Linked DNA regions of Homo sapiens: region 1 is linked to region 2. Evidence: chromatin contacts called from ENCODE Hi-C data. All regions are on one chromosome and are shown on one strand. The core of a region is the stretch at or near the end of the contact, and the rest is flanking DNA. Distances in the headings are between cores, read along the strand shown. Region 1 overlaps NEB (nebulin). Region 2 holds the start of STAM2 (signal transducing adaptor molecule 2).

Evidence for each region. A loop is a pair of places that touch in the nucleus more often than their neighbours do. Pooled maps may share reads with other maps.
Region 1: a loop to region 2 is called in a map of naive thymus-derived CD4-positive, alpha-beta T cell, with 6 times the contacts of the local background. The contact joins the enhancer-like site here to the promoter of STAM2 in region 2. A Hi-C loop is called at or near these places in 1 of 168 maps with a recorded cell type or tissue (naive thymus-derived CD4-positive, alpha-beta T cell), 1 of 37 single-sample maps with no recorded cell type and 9 of 50 pooled maps.

The regions. Positions count from the first base shown.
Region 1 is chr2:151,636,106-151,641,114 of GRCh38, forward strand. It overlaps NEB (nebulin), which reads right to left. Exons shown (of 182, transcript NM_001164508.2): 61 at 4,250-4,561; 62 at 3,752-3,955; 63 at 3,175-3,279; 64 at 122-229. Among named protein-coding and RNA genes, the nearest start is that of NEB, 96 kb to the right of the region's middle. Within about 2 kb of position 1,251, at least 11 of the 41 ENCODE cell types and tissues checked have a DNase peak (open chromatin) inside an H3K27ac peak, as active enhancers do.
Region 2 is chr2:152,173,848-152,178,464 of GRCh38, forward strand. It overlaps STAM2 (signal transducing adaptor molecule 2), which reads right to left and starts at 1,916. Exons shown (of 14, transcript NM_005843.6): 1 at 1,756-1,916. The coding sequence starts at 1,795. It overlaps LOC105373689 (a long non-coding RNA gene), which reads left to right and starts at 1,686. Exons shown (of 3, transcript XR_923477.3): 1 at 1,686-2,710. RefSeq lists enhancers at 1,454-1,503, 1,554-1,693, 1,854-2,377, 1,854-2,273.

The DNA.
Region 1 (5,009 bases), core at 1-2,500, 540 kb before region 2:
CCTACACAAATATATCAGGATATATTTTCAAAGGTCCAGGAAAAGTTCTTTTCTAAGATTTAGTTCAGTGAAAATGCCACATTAGATTGATCACATACTCAGAATGGAATTGACAACTCACGTCACTGATGATGTCCCTGGAGGCCTTGGCCGCCACGATGGGGATGGCGTCGCTTCGCAAGTCATAGCCTTTCTTCTTTGCTTCTTCATTAGCAAGTTTGTACAGACTCTAAATTTGGGGGAAAAAAAATCAGATGCTGACATTTATATCTAAAAACTGACAGAGGACTAAGACAATTCACTAAGTTCTCCACAGACAGTGCCTATAATAATCTTTCTTTTGAGAGTTCTAAGCCTTCTGCATGTTTGTTGAAGTGAAGACTCAAAAATGAGGCTAGGTGTGGTGGCTCACACCTGTAATCCCAGCACTTTGGGAGGCAGAGGCGGGTGGATCACCTGAGGTCAGGAGTTCGAGACCAGCATGGCCAACATGGTGAAACCCCATCTCTACTAAATATAAAAAAAATTAGCTGGGTGTGGTGGTGCATGCCTGCAATCCCAGTTACTTGGGAGACTGAGGCAGGAGAATTACTTGAACCTGGGAGGCGGAAGTTGCAGTGAGCTGAGATTGTGCCAATGCACTCCAGCCTGGGCAACAAGAGTGAAACTCCATCTCAAAAAACAAAACAAAACAAAAAAAAAAGATACCCATAAAGCCCAATGCACCTTTATTTTTTACTTTAAAAATTATGTTGAATTAAGTATATATACATATTACAGGTTGTTTTAAAAAATTTTAGTTAAAACAATAAATCCAGTTTAAAAATTACAGGAAAAATTAAGCTGAAACTCATAGTTCTAGCATGGTAAAATGTGGGTGGGAGGGAAAGGCTTAACTGTTGATCATGGCAATCAATTCAACTCACATTTATTCTGCCCTGACCCTGTGTCTCTGACTGTGCGGGGTACTTGGGAATCAAAGATGAGGTTGAGACCCCTCTCAACCTAAAGGTTCCTGGGAGAACTGATGGAGAGACTGATAACCTGTGGAAGCAACTGCTGAAAAGTCAAACCACACTAATAATGAAGAGCTCCAGGAAGGAGTCATTTATTCTGAACTGAGAATCAGGGAAGTTCTTGAAGATGGGGTGACCTTTGAGTTAGACTTTGAGCAGAGTTTCAGTAGACTAAGGTGGCATCAAGTGCAGAGGAAATCACGTGAATCAAGGCACCACTGTGGAGGGGAAGCGGAGGGGTGTTGAAGGAAGTGGGTGAGGCCCCAGGGAGGAGTTCACAGGAGAGGGCTGAGAATAGCCCAGAGTTGGACTGTGAACGCCTCATTCTAAGAAGTTGGTGTTTAATTCTACAGAAAATAGGAAAGCAGCCAAAAAGTTCTCTTCTTTTTAACATCAGAGGGGAGCGCCCATGGCAGCGTCCCAGTCTGGGTGGGTGGAATAGGGGGTTGCGGGCAAAATGGGGAAGGGCACCTGGGCCTCCTGGGACTGGCAGCCGAGTAGCCGCACTAACACATCTCTGAGCTTTTTCAGCAAAGACAGAGTTGAGAAATCCAGAAATGCTGACTAGCTAGACACAGGGGGAGCCCTTTGTTTCCTGAAATTCTTGCACATGTAATGCATGGTTTCCTGTAACAGGACCTATATTATAGGTTTGGCTAATAATTCAGTCCTTTCTGACAGGGGAGTAAGACTTGATGTTTTTAGTTTTTGGTGACAATTAAAAGCTAGCTATACAAGCACTAAAATTACAGTCTCACTTCCAAAATAATTACTTAAGATGGTGGCAATTCCATCTAAATTCTCTAAATTATGCTCTGTGTGTTGATTTATGCTGCCAAATAAACAATATTTTCCTTGCTGGTGGCACAAAGCCAGGTGAAATAACTAACACATCAGCTGACAGAATCTTAGATTCACAAAAATCTCCACAGGCTTATACCCACAGGCTCAGTCTAAGAAGAAGAAATTACAGAGATAAATGCCAATCTTTGAACAGAGATAAATTACCAAACGCATAAATGCAGGATGGAAGAAACCTAACTTTAGTCCACATAAGATGTCTTAGAGTTTAAGTTGGTCTCAAGTTCTGTGTGCACCAGCAGTGACAGCTGCCAATGTATCCTGGGAGCACAGGATGCAGAATAGAGGTCATATGTCCAGAAGAGGAAATACGATAGTTAAGTGTATTCTACATCAGTCATTCCCCACTCATAGTATTTTGCTCAGTTCTGAGAGTCACATTTTACTAGTGATGTCATGTGAGGAATGCCCCGCAGCTTGGGATATTGGATTTGAAGGTGAACCTGGGGTGAAGGTGGCAGGGGAGGCACCCTGGTGCTGCTCTCCATCTCTGGGGGTTGGCACAGATTTGTTCTGTGCAGCTTCAGAGGACTATGTGAGTTTACAGAGAGAAATGTTGTGACTCAATACATCAGAAGCTTTCTCATAAATTTTCCAGAACGAATGGACTGATTTATGAGATCAGCTCCTTGTCACTGGGAACCCTTAAGCAAAGGCAGGTCAAAAACCTATTTGTGGGGAGGGGTACCTTTGCACTAGGGTGGAGGCTTGACTCTCTGCCTAAGCCTCTATGATTCTGGAATGATGGCACGTGGCCCTGTGCACACTGAAAGTGAAAGGAAATGGGCTTGCTAATATTTACACTGACAGATATTTCTCTCTCTCTGTGTGTGTGTGTGTGTGTGTGTGTGTGTGTGGGTTACCTGGTAGTACTGTGGATTTTAGTTCTTGCCTTTAATCTTATATACTAAAAATCTTAAATTTGGATCCTAAACCACACTTAGGAACAATATATGGAAAATATATTTACTACAGTTATGCTTTAGCATAAAGGGGAGATACATGTATAGGTCAATTGCTAATATCCTAACTTCAAAAAAATAATAAAAGAAAATGGTCTACATAATCTCATGGTTACAGCTTAAATAATTAGTTCATGTCATTTGTATTTCCTAAATGATAATTCATATTGCATAAAGTTTGACATTTATGATGGTGATTGAGAAATGCAAGAGTTGTTATTCACATGAAACATGAAAAAGATTCTTTCTAAAGCTGTCATTTGGTATCATGTCATCATAGAGTAGATCAACTGAAATAAGCAGCAGTGTGCAAATGTCAAAGAATCTGCTCTCACCTCACTGTAGTTGATTTTGTTCATTCTTGCCAACATAATTTCTGGTGTGTCTGGCATTATGTGGATCTGAGTCTTGTCTTTGTCCCAGGCTTCTGTGTATAAACGCTATCAAAAAAAATACACAAATTCATCAGGAAAAAAGTTCTGTGTATAGTTAATAGGAATTTTAGGGCCACAAAAACTTTATAAAAAAAAAGAAAAGGTTATGTGTTTTATACACATTATGTGTTTTATGCACATCTTCGGGTAATAAGTTCATAAAGGAATGTGTATTTATAAATGCCTTCTAATAATCTGAAATGTATGTTAACAAAAGGAAAATGAGAATAAGCATATTTTATGCAGACTATTTTTTGATAAAATATGCTACTTTATCAAAATCATGAAACAATGACTAAATATCAAAATATACATGATATATATCAGTTATTAATAGATAGATGAGAAGCCAATAGATACATAGACAGATAGATAGATGCCTTTTATTACTCAATGTTCTTTCTTTCCTCATTAATGTTTCTTTTTTGTTGATTCAGCTTTAGGAGCCCCACTTCGATTCTTAATTTTGAAGTCTCACCTTGTTCATAGTGATGGCATTATTTTTGGCCAACACTTGTTCCAGAGAGTCAGTCACACTGGTAAATTTGAATCTGTCTGGAGGCTGGCGATAGATTTTATCACTCAAAATTTCAGTTGCCCTTTTGCATTTTTCCACATCCAAAGAGCCAATGGACACCCAGCCAATGCCTCTCATCCACTGGAGATCAGACTTGTACATATTCTGTTGACACAAATAGCCAATAAATATTTATCTCTGTATCAGCAATGCATTTTCATCTGAAGGATAAGAGATCAAGTAAAAGCACTCTCAAAATTTAGTTTGGTGGACGGGCCAGGTATCACACAATATTCCTCTTTGGTCTGAAGGGTTAAAGGATTAAAATTCCTGTCGATAAAGGCAATGCTATTTGCCTCCTCCAGGGGCTGGTGAGCTTGTGCCATATATTGCCATTTTCTCCAAGGGGTGTTAAATAATTTCCCACCTCTGCACGTTATTATGACTCTCAGTACTCACATCGCTCTGGAGGTCATAGGCCTGCCGAGCATGGATGACGTCGCTCTGGTCGGGCAGGCATGTCCACTGGTGCAGGTAGTTCTTGTAGTCCACATCGCTGACTAAGGTCTGGCACTTCTTGGCCAGCACCACCCCCAGCATGTCCACTGGGCTGCTGAACTTGGTCTTCCACTTCTCAAAGTCCTTCTTGTACTCCCTGTCACTCTGGATCTTGGCCACGTGCATGGACCACATCATCTTGGGGTCATCACGTATAGCTCGGGCACCAATGTGGTGGCCGAGCTGCTTACGATAGCCTTCTTTGTACTTGAACTAAAAGAAGAAAAAGACAGATAGTCATCTGTTTTAACTTTTAGTAAAAAGCAATCACTAAGCCTAACTTGCTCTATTTATTAAAAAAAAAATTTTCCCTGAATATGTAAATTATATGATAGATGTAGAAACAATTTAGAAAATAAATATAGCACATATCATCACATATGAAATATATATCTTATATAAAATATATACCATATAGATAGGCATTACTTTAATACATTCTTTAATGTGAAAGTCATTCTGTTAGAATTTAGAATTTGTTTTTAAAATATTTAATTTTTAGATGTATAAATTTCAGGAGATTATGCTGCAATGACAATGACAATAAAAATGAAATTCTCCTGCATGGGTTTTATATGCTCAATGATCCAAAATTTCATTGAGTATCTACTATGTGTCAGGCACAATTCTAGATAAGTACCGCAGATTCAATAAAAATTAT
Region 2 (4,617 bases), core at 666-3,165:
ACAGGAGGGCCTCAAATTCATTCTTTCACCCTTAAAATGCCTTTGGGGTTCTGAATTCAGTCATGCTTAAGCTAATATGTAACTACTTGAAGCTCTGGCTTATGGCACTGGCCATAAAATAATCTAGACACAGTTTTTTTGTTTGTTTGTTTTTTTAATCTCAACAGCAGTGCCTCCTTTACAACTGTAGGACTAAACTGTGATCCACTAAACCAATGCTGGGGCCTCGGGAGCCAGGCAGGGAAAGGTTTAGAACAGAACAGACAGAGCAACTCTGCCTACTTGTACCAGAGAATTTTTCCATCAGAAAACAATGAACTTTCAAGAAAAATTTATATTGAAGAAAAGAATTCACGGTTTTTAAGTTTTAAAATCATTTGTCTAATTCTATTTTGCGCCTTCTGTTTTATTTCATTAGAACAGAATCAAAGTGTTCATAATAGCAATTTTTTAAAAGTACAGGTTGCACAAAGGTTGTATGATTCAAACAAAAGAATACTGCAATGAGGCGTTCCAAAAGGAAACAGTGAGCCTTAAGAGTGATGTTTCCCAGATTTACGCCAGTCACCTGTATTCATCCACCAAAAAAAAAGTTTAATGAAGTAAGGAACATACATATTTGAACTATTTACATATATTATTTGACTCAAACATGTTTTTTAAAATGGCTTAGGGGATTACACAACGTATCAGAATAGGGCACTTTCTACAGTCTCCTAATAACCAAATGTTAACTATGAAACAGGGGAATTACTGCTGAGATGTGCAGTATTCTTCTGAGTCTCCCCGCCCCAACCCCATTTCCAAGTTCTAAAAATTTACCTAGGGTTCTGTTAACTACTGCTACAAAAACAAACAAAAAACAAACCTGTAGTCCCAGCTACTCGGGAAGGGGAAACGGAGGTGGAGGCTGAGGTGGGAGGAATTCTAGTCGCACCTGGGCAACATAGTGAGACCCAGACTTTCGAGAATACATACATATATTTCTCAGTTTGTTTTAGTGTTACTCAAATTTCCTAAATAATTTCGTATATATCTTATCCATGTTTTTCTCATTCTATAGTCACTGAGAGACCAGCGCTTTATGACTGCAACATGTAAAATACTTGTTGTTCTGGAGTGTTTTGAGACTGGAGATTTCCTTTTCATACTCTAAAACCGAACATCTCCTAGCACCCGCGCAATCTTTGCAATCCGGGGATGAAGAGCAACACCTTTACAATTGTAATAAATCTTAAAGCTACCCTATCAGGGATTGAATGCATGAGTAATATAAATAATGGGGAAGTAAGTTCTTCCTATTCAATGCGGTTGTCTAGGTGTCAAGTGTCTAGTGTTGGGCTTCTCTAGACAGCAGGGTCTCCACTGCTGCATCATCTTCAGAAAACGATGGGGCAAAGACGGAGGTAACCAGCTGTCGAACGAGCAGGAAGTTTTTAATCACCAACTCCACAACTACTTAATCAGTCCAGTCTCCAGCGAGCCCTAGGCTCTTCCCAAATCCTACGCTTGGCAAGGAGAACGGCCCTTTGAGGGTCCCCAAACTCAGGCGGCAGGAAGCACTCCCCAGACCGCTAGCGACGCGCCGAGGTTGCCCCAGAAAAATCCCAACGTCGAAGGAGCGGGCGGCACCGCCCCTCCCCTCCCTTCGCTTTGCTTCCTAGTCCCCGGAGTCGCTACCGCCCACTTTCTAGCCGGACAAACAGCAGTCCAGGGCCAGGCACACAGCAGTCCAGGACCGGGCACAGCACTCACCCACGTCTTGCTCGAAGGGGTTGGCGGTGAACAAAGGCATCTCGCCGGCGCCCGAGCCCTAGTCGCTGCTGTCTAGCTGACACTCAGCAACTGCTACCCGCCGGGTGACCCGCGGCCGCGGCTCCCTAGACCGCTCCGCTTCGGCCTCCGTCCCTGCACTTCCGCCACCGCACCTGCCCGGCTCTTGCCTGACAGGCCGGCTCGGAGTCCACCCTTCGATCCCGCGCTCCTGTCCCAACTTTTCTCCCGGGGCGAGATCCCTCCGACCATGGGCGTCCTCCCAAGGCCTTTGTCGCTGCCCCTGTCCCAGACTTTTGTAGGGGTCAGGCGGCCGCTACGGCCACCTTTCCAGCGCTAGGACCCCGGCTAGCCACGAAGCCGGGGACCTTCGGAGCCGGAAGTAGTCCCGCCTGGAACTGGACGACCCCGGAAGCTGCAGTGCCAGCGGCGGCGCGGCAGGGGGCGCGGTTACCCGTGGTTTTTCGCGTTGGACGACGGGCTCTGAGGGCCAAGTTCTTGTCACGAATTTAGTTTGTTTCAGAGCGGCAGGACTCGTAGCTAGAGAACGAGGACCCACGACGCGTACGCGTTACAGTCCTGTTTCCCTAGAAACGGAGCTGCCGGCGCGGAGGTGGCTTTGAGATTCTGCGAAAGACCTGACTGCTCTTCAACAATTATTGTGTTGCACCCTCCCAGGCGCCCAGTCCAAACCCCGTCAGAATAACCACCCGGGACAGCGGTGGTCGAAGTAACTACGCCTAACTTTTCGCTTTCCATCGTGTCCCCTCCATAAAAACACTGCTGGGCCCCCGGAATCCAAAGGCGAAGGAGGCACACTCCCTGCCTTAGACTTGTTGAGAGTTTTATAGGGGCAGTGCATAACGTACATGATGGTGTATGACGATTCGGATGGTAGTACGAGTCATAAACTCAAATTCCAACAGCATCCAGCCAGGTATTTAAATGAATGCAAAAGCCCAAGCACCCTTCCCACCCACATATTCTCTGTTCCTCTTAGAAAACTGTAGTAATGATTATGTTGCCTGTCTCTCCTCCTCATTAGATTATAAACTCCCTGATAAGTTTTGGTCACTACTATATCCCCAGCGTCTAAAACAGTGTCCCAAGTAATAGACGCTCAATGCTTTTCGAATGAAGCTGTAACTTTCTAACTGAACAGTGCGTATCTAAAGATGTCAACTACTGGTAAATTGCAGCCATTTATTGAAATGTGGGTCCTACTAGAGTTTGCAATTTTTCAATGATGTTTAAATGTTGAGAATTACTCCAACATTTTAAATAATAGATTAATCAAAACCATTTTACAAACTCTAGTATAAAGACCTGATGCTATAGAGAGCTCATACACATTCAGAAAGGTGGTTGCATTTTATAAAGTTCGGGGCACAAATGAGAAGGAATCGTGCAGAAGGGGCTGTTTTTCATAGAACGTTGAACCTAGGGATGTTCAAGATAAATTGGGAGGCCGGGCATGGTGGCTCACGCATGTAATCCCAGCACTTTGGGAGGCCAAGGCGGGCAGACTGCTTGAGGCCAGGAGTTCAAGACCAGACTGGCTAACATGGCGAAAAACCGTCTCTACTAAAAATACAAAAATTAGCCAGGCATGGTGGCGCAAGCCTGTAATGCCAACTTCTTGGGAGGCTGAGGCACGAGAATCACTTGAGCCCAGGAGGCAGAGGTTACAGTGAGCCAAGATCAGGCAACTGCACTCCAGCCTGGGCAACAGAGCAAGACTCTGTCTCGAAAAAAGAAAAAAAAAAAAGACTTAGAGATTTTTTGGACAGATAAAGACTTTTTGTCTAAGACTTAGTGTTGGAATGGAAAACAAGGCTGACTAGGTATAAGAGGAAACAGATTGACAAGAATTTTAAAGGGCAAGCTGGGAATTTTTTATTTTGATTAAGGCACTCAATAATTATTTAAGGATATTGGGTAGCAGAATAGTAAAAAAAAATTTTTTTTGAGATGGAGTCTCACTCTGTTACCCAGACTGGAGTGCAGTGGCGCGATTTGGGCTCACTGCAAGCTCCGCCTCCTGGGTTCACACCATTCTCCTGCCTCAGGAGAATGGCCAAAACTGGCCATAGACAAAATCTCTGCAGCACTGTGACATGTTCGTGATGGCCATAATGCCCACGCTGGAAGGTTGTGGGTTTACTGGAATGAGGGCAAGGAACCCCTGGCCCTTCCAGGGTGGAAAACCACTTAAAGGCCTTCTTATGCCACAAACAATAGCATGAGTGATCTGTGCCTTAAGGACATGCTCCTGCTGCAGTTAACTAGCCCAACCTATTCCTTTAATTCGGCGCATCCCTTCGTTTCCCTTAAGGGATACTTTTAGTTAATTTAATATCTGTAGAAACAATGCTAATGACTGGCTTGCTGTTAATAAATACGTGGGTAAATCTCTCTTCGGGGCTCTCAGCTCTGAAGGCTGTGAGACCCCTGATTTCCCACTTCACACCTCTATATTTCTATGTGTGTGTCTTTAATTCCTCTAGCGCCGCTAGGTTAGGCTCTCCCCGACCGAGCTGGTCTCGGCAGCCCTTGTTGAAGGAATACTTATGGCAATGGTGATCACCGCTATGGTAGCTACCATTAAATTACTCGTTGTGATTGGTTGTCCCGCTTTCCTCAGGTTTTCTTCTGCCATCTGTGACAGCTTCTTGGTCTGTCCCCAGGTGGGTGGCTGTGTTTGATGGGTATAGCTCACGACAGTTGGGGTCCTTCTCAGTGTCAGTCTCAACATGGCTGCAACCGGGGGGGGGGGTCCTTGGGATCCTCCCAGAATCTCTTCCTTGGCATCTGGCTAATGATAAGGTTTCAGGTGTCTTGATG